2 separate regions of the Mus musculus genome follow, and region 2 is linked to region 1. The links are chromatin loops, found by intact Hi-C in ENCODE. Cell type or tissue: left cerebral cortex. All regions are shown on one strand. Links, peaks and the distances in the headings refer to the core of each region. The heading gives the core; the rest is flanking DNA.

Region 1 (8,433 bases), core at 333-8,332:
GTGTGGCAGTGTACATCTGTAATCTCAGACAGCAGAGATGGGGAAATCAATAGTTACAGATCATCTTTAGTTACAGAAGGAGTTCAAGGCCAACCTCTTGAAATAAAAATTATACATCAACAATATCTGCTGGGGAAAAAATCATGAAAACATACATCATCTGCATGTATAAAAATGTTGTGAACTCTGTCATTTTGTACAGTAAATACACACTAAATTAAAAAAGAAAATCCTGAGATAAAGTAGGGAAGTTCAGGCTGGACACTTAGCAAATGCTTTTAAAGAGAAGAGCTACCAGGCTCAGGACAGGGATTCTGTCTGTGTTCCAGTTTCCACACAACAGAGCATGACAGAAGGCATGTGATCTCTCATAGGCACACACACAAACCACACACTATGTCCACACTGGGGAAAGGAGACAATAGAGATGCTGGGACTTGTGGAAGAGCAAACCCCTCAAATTCACAAGATCCCTTCAGGTAGTAGTAAACTTAATGTAGCCAAGAGTCCAGCCCCTGACGCTGCCACCAGGCTTTCCAACAGAGAGAACATGTCCATCATGTGCCTCAGGAGCACTGGGGTGTTACAGTACTGGTGGCTGAAGCCTGGGGAGCAGGTTGTAAAGTCTGCGGCCACCACAGCTTCAGATTACAAAAGTCACTTTTAATTAAAAGGAAGTCTTTTCATTAAAGTATACTCTATTTGTTGATGTTTTGATTTTTGGAGACAGTGTTTCTCTCTGTAGCCCTGTATGTCCAGAAACACACCCTGTAGACCAGGCTGACCTCAAACTCAGAGATCTGCCTGCTTCCTGAGTGCTGGGATTAACAGTGTACAGCACCACCTCCTGCCTTAAAGTGTATTTTAAATTAAAAATCATGAAAGCATCCTGACCAATACAGATGTGGATGCTCACAGCCAACCATCGGACTGAGCACAGGGACCCCAATAGAGGAGTAGGGGAAGAACTGAAGGTGCCTTATCTGGCATCAGTGGGAGGGGAAGTCCTTGGTCCTGTGAAGACATGATGTCCCAGTGTAAAGGAATGCTAGGGCAATGAGGCAGGAGTGGGTAGGTGGGTGGCTGGGTGGGGGAGCACCCTCATAGAAGCAGGGTAAGGGGGGATGGGATGGGGTTTTGCAGAGGGGAAACCAGGAAAGGGGATAACATTTGAAATGTAAACAAAATATTCAATTAAAAAATCATGTAAGCAATTCCAGTCACACTAGCTAATAAGAAACAAATACCTAGAATATAATGAAATCAGTGAAATGTTCCTACAATGAAAATTATAAACATGATAAAAACCACTGCAGCACCAAAAACTGCAGAGATGTTTCACATCCATAGCCTGGGCGGTGGTGGTGCACACCTTTAATCCCAGCACTTGGGAGGTAGAGGCAGGTGGATTTCTGAGTTCGAGGCCAGCCTGGTCTACAAAGTGAGTTCCAGGACAGCCAGGGATAGAGAAACCCTGTCTCGAATAACCAAAAAAAAAAAAAAAAAAAAAAAAAAAGAATGAATACTGTTAAAATGTTGACTCAACACAGGGATTTACAGGTTCAGTGCAATACACCAATACACCCAAGACGACTTCCTTTTTTTTTTTTTTTTTTTTTTTTTTGGTTGTCCGACACGGGGTTTCTCTGTGCAGCCCTGGCTGTCCTTGAACTCAGAAATCCGCCTGCCTCTGCCTCCCAAGTGCTGGGATTAAAGGTGTGCGCCACCACTGCCCGGCCACCCAAGACTTCTTTACAGAATCAGAAACACAATCCTGAAGTTTGAATGAAAGCCTGGCAGAAGTTTGAATGAAAGCCTGGCAGAAATAACAGAAATGACCTGACACTAAAGAGTCCTAAGTACAAAACCATGACAGTACTAACATTAGAAACAAACACACACACCCACAAAATAGAGCCTAAGATAAAGCCATGCATGTACAGCCAACTTTCAAAAATGGTGACATGGAAAATGGATGTCTACATGCTGAAGCTTCAAGCTTGATTCTAACCTCTACAAAAAAAAAACAACTTAGAACGGATCAAAGATTAAATATAATACCTTGGTATAATACCTTAAATACAATACCAGCTCAGAGTGAGGAGACAATGGACAGAATGGGAGAAGACACCTGTCAGCCAGTCATCTATTAGTTAATATGAATAATGTATAACAAGCCAACATTTTAGAAACAAGCAATCCAAGCTAAAAATCAGAAATGATTATAATAGACACAAATATAAGAAAACTGCTCATTACCATCAGTCACCACGGAAATGAAAACCAACACTAACTTCAGGGGGAATGCTGACTTTGAAAGCACTAATGGAGCTCCTAACAGCCACCTTGAGAGAGCTGATATGTGGGCATCCTTGACTGACACCAGATAATTGAAAATAAAATTTTCACTATGAAAAAAAAAAAAAAAGAAAAAAGAAAGAAAAAGAAAACCAACACTCCAATGAGGAGCCAGCTCACCCTAGTTAGAATGACTATTATTAAAACTAAAAACATGCCAGGTAGGGGGTGGTAGCAATGGTGCACACCTTTAATCCTAGCACTCCGGAGGCAGAGGCAAACTAATCTTAATGAGTTTGAGGCCAGCTTGGTCTACAGAGTGAGTTCTAGGACAGCCAGGGCTACAGAGTGGGGTGGAAAACACTAAAGAGACATGGAAAAAAAACTCACACTGATGATGATGCCATAGGGTTTTGATCCTGTGCAGAAATGGAGAGCCCCAGTAAGTGGCTACGATTTCCAGGGGTCCATTGGCAAACTCATAAAAGATCTCTGGCGCAGACATTTGCAGTGGGGTTTTACTTGTATACACAGGGTTACAGTGCTCATGAAGTAAGGGAGCTCTGAGATGCACAGCCTCATCCCACATCAGCCAGGATAATAGCAAGCTTGGGGCTAGGAACAGAGAGAGAAAACCCTGAGGAACTCGCTCTAGGGCTATTTGGTTTTGGAGAGTTGGGACACCTGTGTGCCGTTTGTAGTGCTTGAGCATGTTGACCTTCTGTGCAAACTTGCGGTGACATTCCTTGCACTCATACTCCTTGATGCCTTTGTGCAGCTTCATATGGTGGCGCAGTGCATGCTTGGTCTTCATACCTGCAGGGGGCAGATCAGTATGAGTGCCACACTCCCCAGAACTTGCCTCAGGTCACCTGAAGCACCTGTCTGAACCCAGACACAGAATGAGCAGAATCTTTAGAAGGCCACCTTAGAAGGCCACTAGAGATTTACTGTGACATTAAAATGGCAGTGTGTCAACAACAGCACCTGAGATGATGTAGTGATGTGTACAGGATGTCTATCTCGATGACATAAATGGTAACTAAGATGAGGACTCTAGATCTACATTTTTTTTTTTTAAAGAAAAGCCATTCTTTAAAAAAATATTTTTAGCTGGGCAGTGGTAGTGTATGCCTTGATCCCAGCACTCGGAAGGCAAAAGCAGATGGATCTTTGTGAGTTTGAGCCCAGCCTGGTCTACAGAGTTCTAGAACAGCCAAGACTACACAGAGAAACCCTGTCTTGAGAATGTGTGTGTGTGTGAGAGAGAAAGAGAGAGAGTGTGTGTGTGTGAGAGAGAGAGAGAGACAAAGAGAAAGAGAGGAGGGAGGAAGAGAGAGAGAGAGAGAGAAAGAGAATGAATGAGTGTGTGTGAGAGGGCGCTAACATTCAAGATCAGAAGACAATTCTCCAGAGTCAGTTCTTGCTACCCTGCAGGGTGCAGGAATCACTTATTACACGTATGTGGAAGCACCTCTATTCACCAAGCCATCTTGCCAGATGGATACTTTTTTGGTTTTGGTTGTATTTTTCTTTTTTCTTTTTTTTTTTTTTTTCGAGACAGGGTTTCTCTGTGTGGCCCTGGCTGTCCTGGAACTCACTCTGTAGACCAGGCTGGCCTCGAACTAAGAAATCCGCCTGCCTCTGCCTCCCAAGTGCTGGGATTAAAGGCGCGTGCCACCACTGCCTGGCCAGATGCTAATCTTAGACATTGAAACCAACCAAAATCTCACTGACTACAGGCTGATGTTGAGGAAAGGGTGAAGCACCCTCACCAGTCACCACCTAGTTGGGTGAAAAGCAGTGGTCACTAGCAGCAGCAGTACACCCAGAGTGCTCAAACATCAGGGCAGGCAGAGTGCAGTCCTTAGACCCTCCAGTAGACAAGCCAGCAGTGGTGTCACACTGAGTGGGCGCAGTGTGCCCAAAGCCCCCTCTCAGCTCTAAACTCAGCTGGACAATTGCTCACCCCGTCCCATTTCGTTACCACTTACATCTTTACCTGTCTCTCAGTGTGGAGAGACTTCAGACAACCCAGCTGGGCCATAGGGCCTGTCAAACTAGAGCCAGCAGAGGGCGCAGGAGTCGCACCATGTCTTTCAGCTGCCAGTCCCTGGCTGGCTAAGTGCCAGGCCTTTCTGACTATGGAAGAGCAATTTTACCTTAATTCCCACCTCTGCCTAATCCTCATACTAAAAATGCCATATATCTCCCACCACCCAAGGACAAAAACCACAGGTGATGAGAGATTCAGCCAAACTGTTCTCAATCCCTCTCAGGCCCTGCCTCCATCACATCAGGCTCTGCTCAAAACAGTGGCACAGTATTGTCCTCTGCCACTGCTTGTCTGTCTTGCAAAGGACTGCAGTCTGTTGGTACAAACCTCACCCTCACAGTTCTAACACCTATTCATGGTCTTACTCACTCACTCATTTGTTCTCATACCTGCTATGGCTCTGACTATTTGTGTGCCTGGGACTAGAGACCAAGTGGTATGTTAGACAGAACTCCCTGGTTTCACAGGGCTTCTGTTCTAAGTGAGACTGGGGGATGGGAGAACCTACATAGTATGTGGCAAGAGAAGGGAAAGCTAGGCAGAACCGGGCAGAAAGGGGCTTGAGAAGAGAGGTTGTACTCAAGGTCATAGAGCAGGAGGCCAGCCTGGGCTACACAGACCCTGTCTTAGACAATAGAACGTCATCAATTTGGAACATCCAGCTTTTCCTGCAGGCGATACAGATGCCTTGTGGATGATTTTGTGGTAAGTGATGTGATTTTGAGAAAGATTTCTATATCTGGGACCCTGAACCTCCTTTGCCAAAAAGACTCTCATGACTCCTAGCAGCACCACCCCCTCAGCCGTATGCACAGACTATGTCTATGTTCAGGTCTAGAATTTTAGTGATCATAAGCAAGCTGGGTGCAAGGCTGAACTTGCTCTGGTGGCTTGGGGTGTCCTATGACTCCAGGGTACCCTGTGGCCCTGAGGGACCTTCTGGTGCTCTAGGTACACACCCACCTTTCCCACACTCGGCGCACAGGTACTCCCGGATGTTGTCATGCACACGCATGTGCTCTTTCAGCATGTCCTTCCTGGCAAAGGACTTCCCACACTGCTCACAGGCGTGGCTTTTCACACCTATAAACAAACACAGGAGTGTCTGAAAGCCTTAGCTCGCACAGAAAGAGGTCTCAGCAAGAAGCCTATGTGGGCTGCCTTTTCAGACATGGGAGTCTTTGGCATGCGAAGGCCCTGAGGACCTGGAGTGGACACAGGTGGATCTGAAGGATGTGCTGCAAGTGTCAGGGGAGGCCAGGATGAAAGCTGGAGAGATGGGGACACATCCGAGGTGTGGTTGTCTGTGTATGGAGCCAGGGAGAATGATGGGGGGAATCCTGCCGCTGGGGCAGACGAGCTAGCACCAATCATCACAACAGGAGCATCTTACCTGTGTGGATGAGTTTGTGGCGCTCCAAGTTCCCAATGCTGTTGAATATCCTCCCACAGATCTCACAGGGGTGAATGTACCTGAAAGGAGAGGCAAACCTCAGGAGCTACACAGCCCCAGGGGCTCATCACCCGAGGGGTTCACTCACTGTGAAGGCCTTATCTGCTATGAGGGTATGTATCCTCAGCTGTGAGGGGCCTGTGTGAAAGTTCCTTTATCGATGGAGGTGAGGCAAAAGGTGTTATGACCTCAGCTTCTATAATGGGCTGAATTGTCTCCCTCAAATTGTTGTTTAAGTCCTAGATAAGAATGTGGCTGCATGTGGAGACAGACATTTATAGAACAGATCAAAATGGAGTCACCATGGTGACCCTAATCCTTAAGAAGAGGAAACAAGAGACAGACGTGTACAGAAGGCTGGTGCAGAGGAAGGGCAGGTGTCCCAGATATCTGGCATAAGGTGACGCAATGATTGTGATCTGCTAAGCTGAGCACTGTGGCTTTGCAGAGTCCCCCTCTTGCACAGAGTCTTACTTCTGCACGTTGGGGTCAGGCAGGTTCTCCCGGTGGATGACCATGTGGGCATGGTAGGTGGCCTTGAGTGCGAAGCGTCGGTGGCAGATGCTGCAGCCGTGGCCCTTCTCCTTGTGCACCTCCATGATGTGCTTCAGGTATTCCTTCCCACGGCCGAAAGTGAGCTGTGAGAACACAGGGTGGAGGCTGCTGACTCTCTGGCATCCCTGGGCATCTTTACTACCTACACTCGTGTCAGCTAGATACCCGAAGAGGGTCAGCTACTCATGCCAGAGGGGGGCTTGTGGAGGGATATGCACAGAAGTTTGCTGTTTAACAGGAGAGGCTATGGAAACTCAGGTTATGGACTGCTTGGCAATCATTGTCCTCCCTTTAAGCACGCACCCTGCCTTGTGTAGCATAGATACATTTCAGGCTGGCTGGATCAAGAGAGGGATGGGTCAAGGCATCCTCAATCTGAGGCCAGTGAGGCTACTGAGGCCAGTTCCTAAGACACTGGCCCTACCCTAGTAAGCAGTCCTGCTTATGGGTGTGCCAAACCACAAGTGGGTTCGGATGGGTGTGAGGCCTATGGTTACCATCCCTAAGCCCAGATGATATGAAACAACCTTCTTCAGTGGAGGAAACGCACAAAACAGTGCTGTGAGTTCCCCACAGCTCCATGGTTACAAATTTCTCCCTGGAAGCCATGCTTGGGGCAGAGTGTTGAGTACCTGGCACCTCTTGCAGCTGTACTTGTGTGGCTCAGAGTCTGCGCTCTCATCAGAGTTGTCATCATTCTCCTCTGAGGAGATCCCAATTTTGCCAATGAACTCCTCCCGCTGGTGGTCATCCATTAGCGCGATGTCCTGCAGAGGAGTCACAAACCCGGCCTCTAACACAGTGAACTGATTCGCTGGTCATTACTTTCAGGGAATGAGTTGTTTGCTTAGCGAGCTACACCTATGTCCCTTGGGATGGTACTAGGCCTGACCATTCTGTGGCACAGGCATTCACCAGCCCTCAGAGTCACCAATCCAGCAAAACCATCCCACCTGTGCCCAGGCAAAGTCCTGGAGGACAGCACAGACTGCTGCAGCACTGCACGGGACTCGGCCTTTGACTCAGACAGGTTCTTCTCCCACCTGACCTCACACCCAGTTCTCCACATCCTGGGGCTCCTGCACTACTCATCTTTTCCCTAAAGGCGGGGATGCAGCAGACTGCCACCCTCCCTACACCCATTGTTCTGGGGTAAAGGCCCAGCTAAGAGTAATCTGTCAGGTCCCACACAGGAAGAATCTCTGTTCAGGCCCCACAGGTGGACAAACAGATGTGCTAGTATAAGACTGTATGAAGAGCTTGCCAGTGCCCATGTGTTAAAATTTCACCCGAGGAGACACTTGAGGAAGCAGGCCCTTTGGGGAATGACAGGGTCTGACACCCAGAAGTAGGATAACAGCCTTTAGCAGTCTCATCCCTCCACCATGTGAGGACGCAGCAAGAGAGCGATGGATGGACGAGGATGCCTTCAACAGACAGTGAACTTTCCAGTACCTTCATCTCGAACTTTCAGTCTGTTGCTGGTAAGTGCCTCATCTATGTACTAAGAGATACTGCCCCAGGGTGAGCCAGGTCCCCAAGTGCCACCTGTATGGGAACTGCACCTTGAAGTGGACATGGATGTGGTCCCTGAGTACGTCCACTCGGAAGAACTTGCGCCCACAGATCTCGCAGGTGTACTTCTTGTCACCGTGGGTCAGCAGGTGCTTGTTCATGTTGCTCCGACAGGAGAACACCTGGGGACAGGGAGACAGTACAGTGAGGGCTAGGTTACTGGACATACACATAAGCTGATCCCTATGGCCCACAGGACAAGCTACTTCCAGGCCTAGAATACGTGGCAAGTTCTAGACTTATGGTGATTTAAACATCTACTCACACCACAACAGACACGCTGTTTCCAGCCTCTGCTGCAATGGAGTACAACAGAGTGCTTATGCACTTAAACAGCTCATCGGCACAGAGTCTACTGAGGAGCCATGAAGATACACCTACAATTTTCTCAAAATAGATACAAAAGAAGACACTCAACTCAGTTTGAATACTGCTTCATGTTCCTATTTCCAGCCCAGACAATGGATGCAGATTTACTCATGCATCCACACTAGTG
Region 2 (8,433 bases), core at 361-8,360, 73 kb after region 1:
GTGCCCTGATATGGTTCAGTTTCCCTCTAGTCTAAAATTTCCTCCCATCCCCCCATTTCTCCATTCTGAATGGGCACGATTACTCTGTACCCTTGCAGTCTGGAAATATCTAACTCTCCTTTTGGTTTTACAGGGGCTCACAACTAAGTGACATCCCTGAATCTCAAAAACAAAACTCTACACTCAGATCCTTGAACAGTGTTGGAACTATTAAGTTTATGGGGACTCTTAAAGTTAAACTAATTGTATTTTGCATTATAAGATGACTGTGAACCTTTGGAGCCAGCCAGGATGCAATACCATGGCTTAGATATCAAATGTCTCCCATAGGCTCATGTTATGAATACTTGTTCCCCAGCCAATGACACTATTTTGGGAGGCTGTGGAACCTTTAGAAGGTGGGGCCTAGCTGGCAGACGTCTGACACTAGGGACAGGCTTTGAAGGGGATAGCCCTGGGTTTAGAATCTCTTTATGTCCTGGTCTAATATGATCCTGACTCCTTATGTATTTACACAGTCATGCCTCTCCCCAACCCCATGAGGGACTAAAACTGGAGCCAAAATAAGCTTTCCCACCATGAAGCTGTTTCTGTCAACTGATTGATTGCAGCTATGTAAAAATAACTTTAAAAAGGTACCCAGAGAGCTCAGAAAATGACTCTTAAATGCTTGTGTGGACAGTGTGGAGAAAGCACAGTGTCCAGGCCACGCTGTCCCCAGTGTCGCTCACCCAATGGCTCTGACGTCATCCACATGCCAAACGATAAAATAGCTTTCATAAAGTTACCAAGGGGCCCAGCTATGTCCCCAGTCTCCCTTTACCTGACATTCCCAGCTTTTTCATTTTCTATTTGCTACCAAACCAAAGACGCCCCAAGCAGGTAGGGGAGAAGGAAACCCTCACTCCTAAAGCTCAGAAGTACACAGATATCTTACCCGTGTCTGAAGAGGAGAATGTCTTGCTGACGGGGGCGCTGTGGCAAGAAATGGCCTGGACAGAGATGTCCTTCTCAATGACCTTCACTGTGACGGGTGTCCTCACAGGGGACTCTGCAAGAACAAGACTCCATCAGCAAGGGCATGCAAATTTTCAACAGAAGATTCTAGAAATCTATGGGGGGAAGCCCCTAGTGCACCTTGAGGCCCTGCAGTTATTACTGGCTGTAGCTGGGCTTTTAGACTCACACATTTGGCTCTTCCACTGTGTTGGCAAAAGTGGGGCTGGGGGTCTAGATTGGAGCAAAAATTCAGAGACATTTTAATAAAACTAGAGTTCTCATGTGAATTGTGGGTCCCTGACCTGTGCCATGGGAGCTACTTTGGGAAGGTATAACAATGTATTTTTCTTTTGACCACCCAGGGGCTAGCTACAATGCAAAAGAAAGGTTTGTGCTGGCTTCATTTAAAAAACAAAAAACCCAAAACCCCAAAGCTCCTTTTTTTTTTTTTTTTTTTGGAGACCAGTCATCATACATCCCAGGTTGGATAATATTTCATGTTAGGCAAGAATGACTTGAACTCCTGATCCTTCTACCTCCATTTCCTCAGTTCTGGGATTACAAATGTGTGCCACTATGTCTACTTGATACAATTCTGGGATCCACTCCAGGGCTTCCTCTATGCTAGATGAATACTACCCAGCTGAGCCACATCTTCAGCCCACATCATGCCTCTTTATCAGTGGTGTTTAACATACATTCAGTTACCTGTATTAGACTTGTAATAATCACGAGTATGATGGAGTGCTGAGTTCCATGTGGCTGGAAGAACCTCATCTCTGTCTCTTAACATATTCTCTCTCTCTCTCTCTCTCTCTCTCTCTCTCTCTCTCTCTCTCTCTCTCTCTCTCCACCCCCATCTCTCCCTCCCTCCCCTCCCTCGTCTTTTTCCAGGCCACCAGACTTCTCTGCTAAGCCTTGACACTGAATGCCACGATGCTCAGTGTTGCAGGGTGAGCCCCACCCACCCCCACCCCAGAGGCTGGGAGCCTGTGGATCTCCTGCAATGAGAATGCACTCTGGTCTCACCTGAGTTCAGTGGGGTTGCCCTCCCAGTGTCAAACCGAGGTTTGGTCTTCACAGCAGTGACAGTGGTGACCACAGTCCCACATGGCATCACCGTACGGTCCTTTTCTATCTTTGCAGCAGAAACAGGGGGAGGAGCTGGCCAGGATTTCAGCTCCCCAGGTTCTACGTAAGAAAACTATGGCAAAGACAGACATTCATTTTGAAACACAGAGGAGATTCCACGGACAACTGCTTCTCACGCTCTCTAGGCCACAACCCACACACAGAACATGGTGTCACAGAATACCCATGTCCTTTCCTGGTATAGTAATGACCTCTAGATGACCTCTCAAACCAAATACAACAAAAATGCAAGGGAATAGATATTTTTCTGTACTGCTCAAGGAATTATGGTAAGAGGAAAAGGTATATACTTGTTCAGTTTGATGTAGTTTGGATGATTTTTATTTGTTTGGTTTTCCCTGAATATTTTCAGACTGGTTGGTGCAAACTACAGCTGTAGACCTGCAAATATGTATTCTGCAGACAGTAACAACAGGCTGACTTGGCTGCAGTACACTCCCCCCCCACCCCCCCGCCCCAATAACCTCTACTTTAGTTTCTTCACCCATATTACTTAATTTTCTTTTTAAATCAACCTGGACTGACAAAGACCCACGTTAAAAGGAGGGCAGCTGGGTTAGCTGAGATGACACTGGGAAAGGTCATCTCCTATAGTAGCCAGCTTAAGCCACCTTAAGCCAGTCCTGGCAAGATGTGTTCACCTGAGCCTGAAGCCCATGGTGAGAACAGGACATCGTGGGTGAGCTCAGCATGTCATATGGAGGCAACAGTGAGCCCTGGCAGGCAGGAGACAGGACTGTAGCAGCAGAGAACATGCCACCATACCTCTGCAGTGACTGAGCCCAACACCAAGCTGTCAGGCTCTGTCCCACTGATCAGTCTGAAGGTCTGTGGGCCATTAGGCTGCTTCCTAAATAGGTCCAGGTGAATGGTTGCTATCCCCAACAGACCTAGAGTGGAAGACAAGAAAGAACAATGGTGATGTTTCCAGTCTCACACCCCAAGGGGGGTTCCGTTAGGTTCACTACACAGTGTTAGTATCACCAAACATAAAACATAAAGAGGTTGTGGGCATTCCAGAGGGAATGGGGCTACATGCCAGGCCTGCCAAAGGCCATATCCAAAGCACATAGGGTGTAGAACTGCATCAACCATCCTTGAACCACTGACAGAAACTGGAAAACAGATGTGTGTGGTGGTGGTGGTAGAGGTGGTGGTGGTGGTAGTGGTGTGACTACTAAATGTCCTGGGCAAGGATGGAGGGGTCAAGGCATGATGACAGTGACCTGCTATAGAATGTGTACCCTATATGTGAGAAACAAGAATAAGTAAGGAGAAAGAGGGTGAGAAAGGAGGAAGAGGGAGACAGATAGGAGTGTAATGACTAATCACACAAAGATTATGAGCAACAGGGCAAATAGTCAGAATGAGAATTTAAACACAGACTACACGGGCATACTCTACATGGCTTCTGTAAAGCTGCAGTTTCACAGACTACACCCGGCTGCCTTGGAATGGAGGACGGTGGGCCACCAGGAGCAGGGACTGGGAGGAATGAGAAGTTAAAGGTAGCCTGATGCAGGGTGTCCTATATAATCACTCAATGAAGAGAAGGTTTTTCTTATCACCTCCCCAGGCATCTAAAGACAGGTGATTCCAAAAGGCTAGAACAGAACTCTTAACGGTAACTAGGACATGAACATCTGCTCAGTCTCTTGCCTTCCAACTTCCCTTCAGAAGAATCACCAAGAGACTCAATGGTACAGCTGGATAGGACAATGGTCTCTACCTTCCCAATTTTAATGTTTGTATGGATTTTAACATCCAAGAGGTCTGAGAGTGTAACTCAGTGGTACAACACTTTATCTAACATGCTTGAAGCCCAGCACCACAAAATGAAAGAAAAAAATAATTTAAGGACCAGCAAGATGGTTCATCAGGTAAAGGCACCTGTCACCAAGCCTGACAAATTACACTTGATTTCCAGGACCCCCCCAAGATAGAAAGAGAATCAACTCCTGCAAGCTGTCCTCGAACCTACACAGACATACCACAAAAGAATGTAAAAACAAAAAAAAAATCTAACAAACTTAGATCCATGATTATGTTGGTGACTTTACCCTAAACTTCCTCTGTCTGAATCGTGTGTGTGTGTGTGTGTGTGTGTGTATGTATGTATGTATGTATGTATATGTATATATATATATTTATTTATTTAAAGATTTATTTACTTTATATGAATACACTGTGTCGTCTTCAGACACCAGAAAAGGGATCCCATTACAGAGCCACCATGTGGTTGCTGAAAGAGCAGTCAGTGCTCCTAACTACTGAGCCATCTCTCCAGCCCTCGTGTGTTCATTTTAAATTCAGCCAAGGGACTTATTCTGTAAGGAAACATCAGCTGAAACTTATAGAGAGGGACATTAGGACAGGCGCTGCTAGGGCTAACAATGGCTATGATGGGAAAGTGTGTTGTTTGTTTGAGACAGGGTTTCTCTGTGTATCCCTGGCTGTTTTGGACTCCATCTGTAGACAAACAAGGCTGGCCTCAAAGTCACAGATACCCACCTGCTTCTGCCTCCCAAGTGCTGGGATTAAAGGAGTAAACCACCACTACCTGGCTTGTTACGTATTTTTTTGGTTTTTTTTTATTTTAAAAAATTGAAACACCAGTCAATGGTGGTGCATGCCTTTAATCCTAGCACTTGGGAGGCAGAGGCAGGCAGATTTCTGAGTTCAAAGCCAGCCTGGTCTACAGAGTGAGTTCTAAGACAGCCAGGGTTATACAGAGAAACCCTGTCTCGAAAAACAACAAAACTATATATATATATATATATAAAAGGAAGTCTGTTAAGTCTAGAATGGTTTGAAATTGCTCCTCTAATTTAAAAATTATTGATGGAAGATTCTGGAGTTTAACAGTAGAGCCTGGGGAGAAGATTAGGTGCTAAGCATGCTGGCTACTCTTCTAGAAGATCCAGGTTCAGTTCCCAGCCTGACACAGAAACTCACAACCATCTGGTCCTGAAAGATTTGGCACCCTCTTGTGGCCTCTGTAAGCACTACATGCACACAGTGCACAGGCATATTTGACAGGCAACATACTCACACACATAACGATTAAGGAAAATGTTTAAAAACTAGACAAGCATGACCCCCAAAGGAATGACACTGTTGATTCTTAACTTTGTACCAAACATTTAGTTGGGAGACCTCTGGTTCAGAGGAGGAGGCCACCTCCTTCTCAGGGTTTCTCCCCTCCCCATTCCAGAGCCTAGACCAGAGTGCTCATCTGGAACACTTCTCTACATATTCACCACCCACCTTCTGAGGAGCACCCATCCTGTGAGATCTGCAGGACCAGCTCCTTGGATTTGGCGTTCAGTTCACTGCAAAAAGAACAAACCCATGTGAGCCATCCAAAGCTCCATGCTGTAGGGTTGAGTTTCCCACCCCACACACCATGCCATGTATGTATGTATGTATGTGTGTATATATATATATTATTATACTAAAGACACATGGTTGTCAGTCATTAAAAACACACTGCCGGCAGCCTGACAGTTCAGAAATAGCCACCAATTCAACCAAGGGTTGGCCTTTCAGTGGGGACCCATGGAACACCCTTTGGTGATAAGAAGTGTATTGAGCTAATATACCAGCCATGTAGCACATGACAGGTGGGCAGTGCAGACTGAGACCCTGAGTTCATTTGGTTAATTTTTATGAACTTAAAATTGAATGTCACATGCCACTGCTACCATTTATAAAGCACGACTGTGTATAATTGAGTATAAAACACAGAATTCCAACAAGCCTCCCTCTTTTCTATCTTTTGCATAAGACCCATTCATCAATGCTATATCCACCATCGCCTTTAACAGCTTTAGGTGATTCCCTGGAGATATCACAGACTGAAGAACAACTGTACTTTTTACAGGTGTCTAGTACTCTTCTGCCTTGGCCTTATAAAACTTATCCATCCAAGTCCTTACAGATAGACTGTTTAATAACAGAGTCCTTTCCAGTAAACAAATGGAGATTAACATCCTCACACAGTTGGAGGTCAGAGGATAACTCACTACAGTTGGTTCTCTCCGCAAAGTGGGTCCTGAAAATTGGAATCCTGGGATCTGCTGTCAAGTTTGGCAGCAAGTCTTTACCCACCAGACTGTCCCTCCAGCTCCCTTTCCAGGATCCGCCCATCATTTCTGTCATTCCTTGGTCTTTTCTAAGTGCGCTAATCAGTTTTTCTAGATCAAGATCATAGCATCCTGATGCCAGTGGTCTGCCACTATGACCGATCACTCATGGTGAGATCTTTAAACTCCTCTTACAAATGTGTTCATGAATTTCTCCTAGTTAAGTGTTTTCAAAACTGGGACCCAGTATTAAACACTACCAACTCTCTTTGGGGTAGGTGTGAAGTCAGGCAGTTTACTTTCTCCTATGACTTGCTGGTACAGTGGAAGTTATTAATGAATTTTCTTATATTAAGCCAGCTTTACATTTCTGGTGCAAACTGGATTTGTGGATTTGTTTGTTTTTTGAGACAGTCTCTAGATAGCTCTGACTGTCCTGCAACTCACTATGTAAAAGAGGACAACCTTAAACTCAGAGATCTGCCTGCCTCTACCTCTGCCTCCCAAGTACTGGGATTAATGGCATGCTCTACCATACCCAGCTTGGATTTATTTATTTTTAACAGAATGGCTATATAAACACTTTATTTTACGTGTGTCCATGTTTTGCCTACATGTATGTATATCACATGTACTCTCGGTTCTTGCAGAGGCCAGAAGAAGGTATCAGATCCCCTGGAATAACAGGTTCTGGGAACTAAACCTAGGTCTGCAAGAACAGCCAATGCTCTTGACCAGAGCCACAGCTCCCAAATAGATTTATTTTAATGCATCATTGGATCCCATGTGATGACTTTTTACTTAGGATCTTTATACTGTTATTTATAAATGGTTTTCATGTCCCCTTTCTATTTTCTCCACCAGAGGTTGGCATCAGTTAGAGGCTTCCTTCTGTTCTGTGTGGCTGGGTGCTAAGGGAAACAGTCCTTTGTCACAATAGAGAAAGAGAAAGAAGGGTGATCCCTGGAGCTGCCTTTAAAAGGAAGTCCATGTTTGACATGGAGCTGGCTATCTTTCAGAAACTCAGGACAACTTGTTTTCATTTCTTTAATTTTACATTTTCTTAGTGTAAACAGTGCTATACAATGACTCCAGGATCTGTCCGTCTTGAGCAGACCTAGCTGCCACCAGCAGGCCTCTGAGGATGCAGGCTGTACTCACAAGGTGAATTCCTCCTCCCAACTGAGGTCAGTAGTGTTTCTCACTAGGGTGCTGATGAATCTCTGTTCAGGATCGTTCAGCTGAGCCACGCACACATGGCTAAGGCCTGTGATCAGATGAAGCAAGGTTGTATTTGGCTTTTATTTTTTAATTGCATTAACACTTTGCTTACCCACACAAGAAAGAGTAATAAATTAACTGAAAAAAAAATCTCACCCAAGAAACCTTTCTGTCATTTCCCATTTACACACTCTCAATGCTGGGGCAATAACTTGGTGGTAACAGCCCTGGACTGGCCCTAGTGTCCTACTTCTTCATCAATTCATCAATCCTGGAAGCAGGCAGGACTCTAAGGTATGGAGCCTCACCCAGAAGCAACACACCTGCTTAGGCTTGGCTCCTCTTTAGACTAGACTAACAGCCTACCCAAACGATGGTCGATATTGAGCTTAAACTGTGGCTGCACCTCACAGACAACCCGTATCCCACTTACAACAAGCAGATGTTTTCTTTCCTCATCTATCCCACGATCCTTTGTGGGTACTTGGTATAGGCACTTTGACATTTCACAACTGTTCCTGCTCTGAGACAATGTTTCCTCTAGAGCATCAGTCCTCAAGTCCTCTGTGGTCAGTAACTTGACCACAATGCTTGACTCCTTACCATGTTTCAGGTAGGGTAACTTTCATAGTCACTCCTCAAGGAAAGACTCAGATCCATTTCCAGCTATGGGCATCTTAGTATGGCTGGGGAATGGGATCTGGTTTCATAGCATGTGCACCCCAAAATGGGGCCCCACCACAACCTGGTAGTCCAGGGGACCCACTCAGCCACTAGGTGATCCAGGTTATGAAAGGCAACATGCAAGCACTTGCTGCAAAACCATCAGCTACCGCCATCTTTGTAGAGACTTAGTTCACATGAAGCCTCTCTATGCCTTGTAAAGTGGAAGAACCTTTGCAAACAGTGACCAGAACTCCTAGTGTTCTTAAACAACAACCAGAATCTCACTTCCATTCTCACAGGGGGCCTCAGT

The links. Peaks named below come from ENCODE experiments on the same cell type or tissue, not always from the same donor. Only the 100,000 strongest peaks of a DNase experiment are listed, where the experiment ranks them.
Region 2: it touches region 1 in a loop (5-fold over the local background); 19 of 42 quality-filtered maps call a loop at or near these places.

The regions. Positions count from the first base shown.
Region 1 is chr16:97,800,728-97,809,160 of GRCm38, forward strand. Prdm15 (PR domain containing 15) reads right to left here. Exons shown (of 24, transcript NM_144789.2): 14 at 7,928-8,059; 15 at 6,995-7,129; 16 at 6,282-6,445; 17 at 5,748-5,827; 18 at 5,318-5,437; 19 at 2,983-3,114. Among named protein-coding and RNA genes, the nearest start is that of Ripk4, 41 kb to the left of the region's middle. In left cerebral cortex, for the core only: a CTCF peak has its summit at 4,364 (motif pointing right); DNase peaks (open chromatin) are centred at 4,389, 4,853 and 5,122; H3K27ac peaks cover 1,344 bases.
Region 2 is chr16:97,874,192-97,882,624 of GRCm38, forward strand. C2cd2 (C2 calcium-dependent domain containing 2) reads right to left here. Exons shown (of 14, transcript NM_174847.2): 7 at 7,398-7,503; 8 at 5,419-5,483; 9 at 2,917-3,041; 10 at 2,029-2,203; 11 at 938-1,051. Mir6964 (microRNA 6964) reads right to left here and starts at 3,100; the gene lies at 3,042-3,100. In left cerebral cortex, for the core only: a CTCF peak has its summit at 5,145 (motif pointing left); a DNase peak (open chromatin) is centred at 5,149.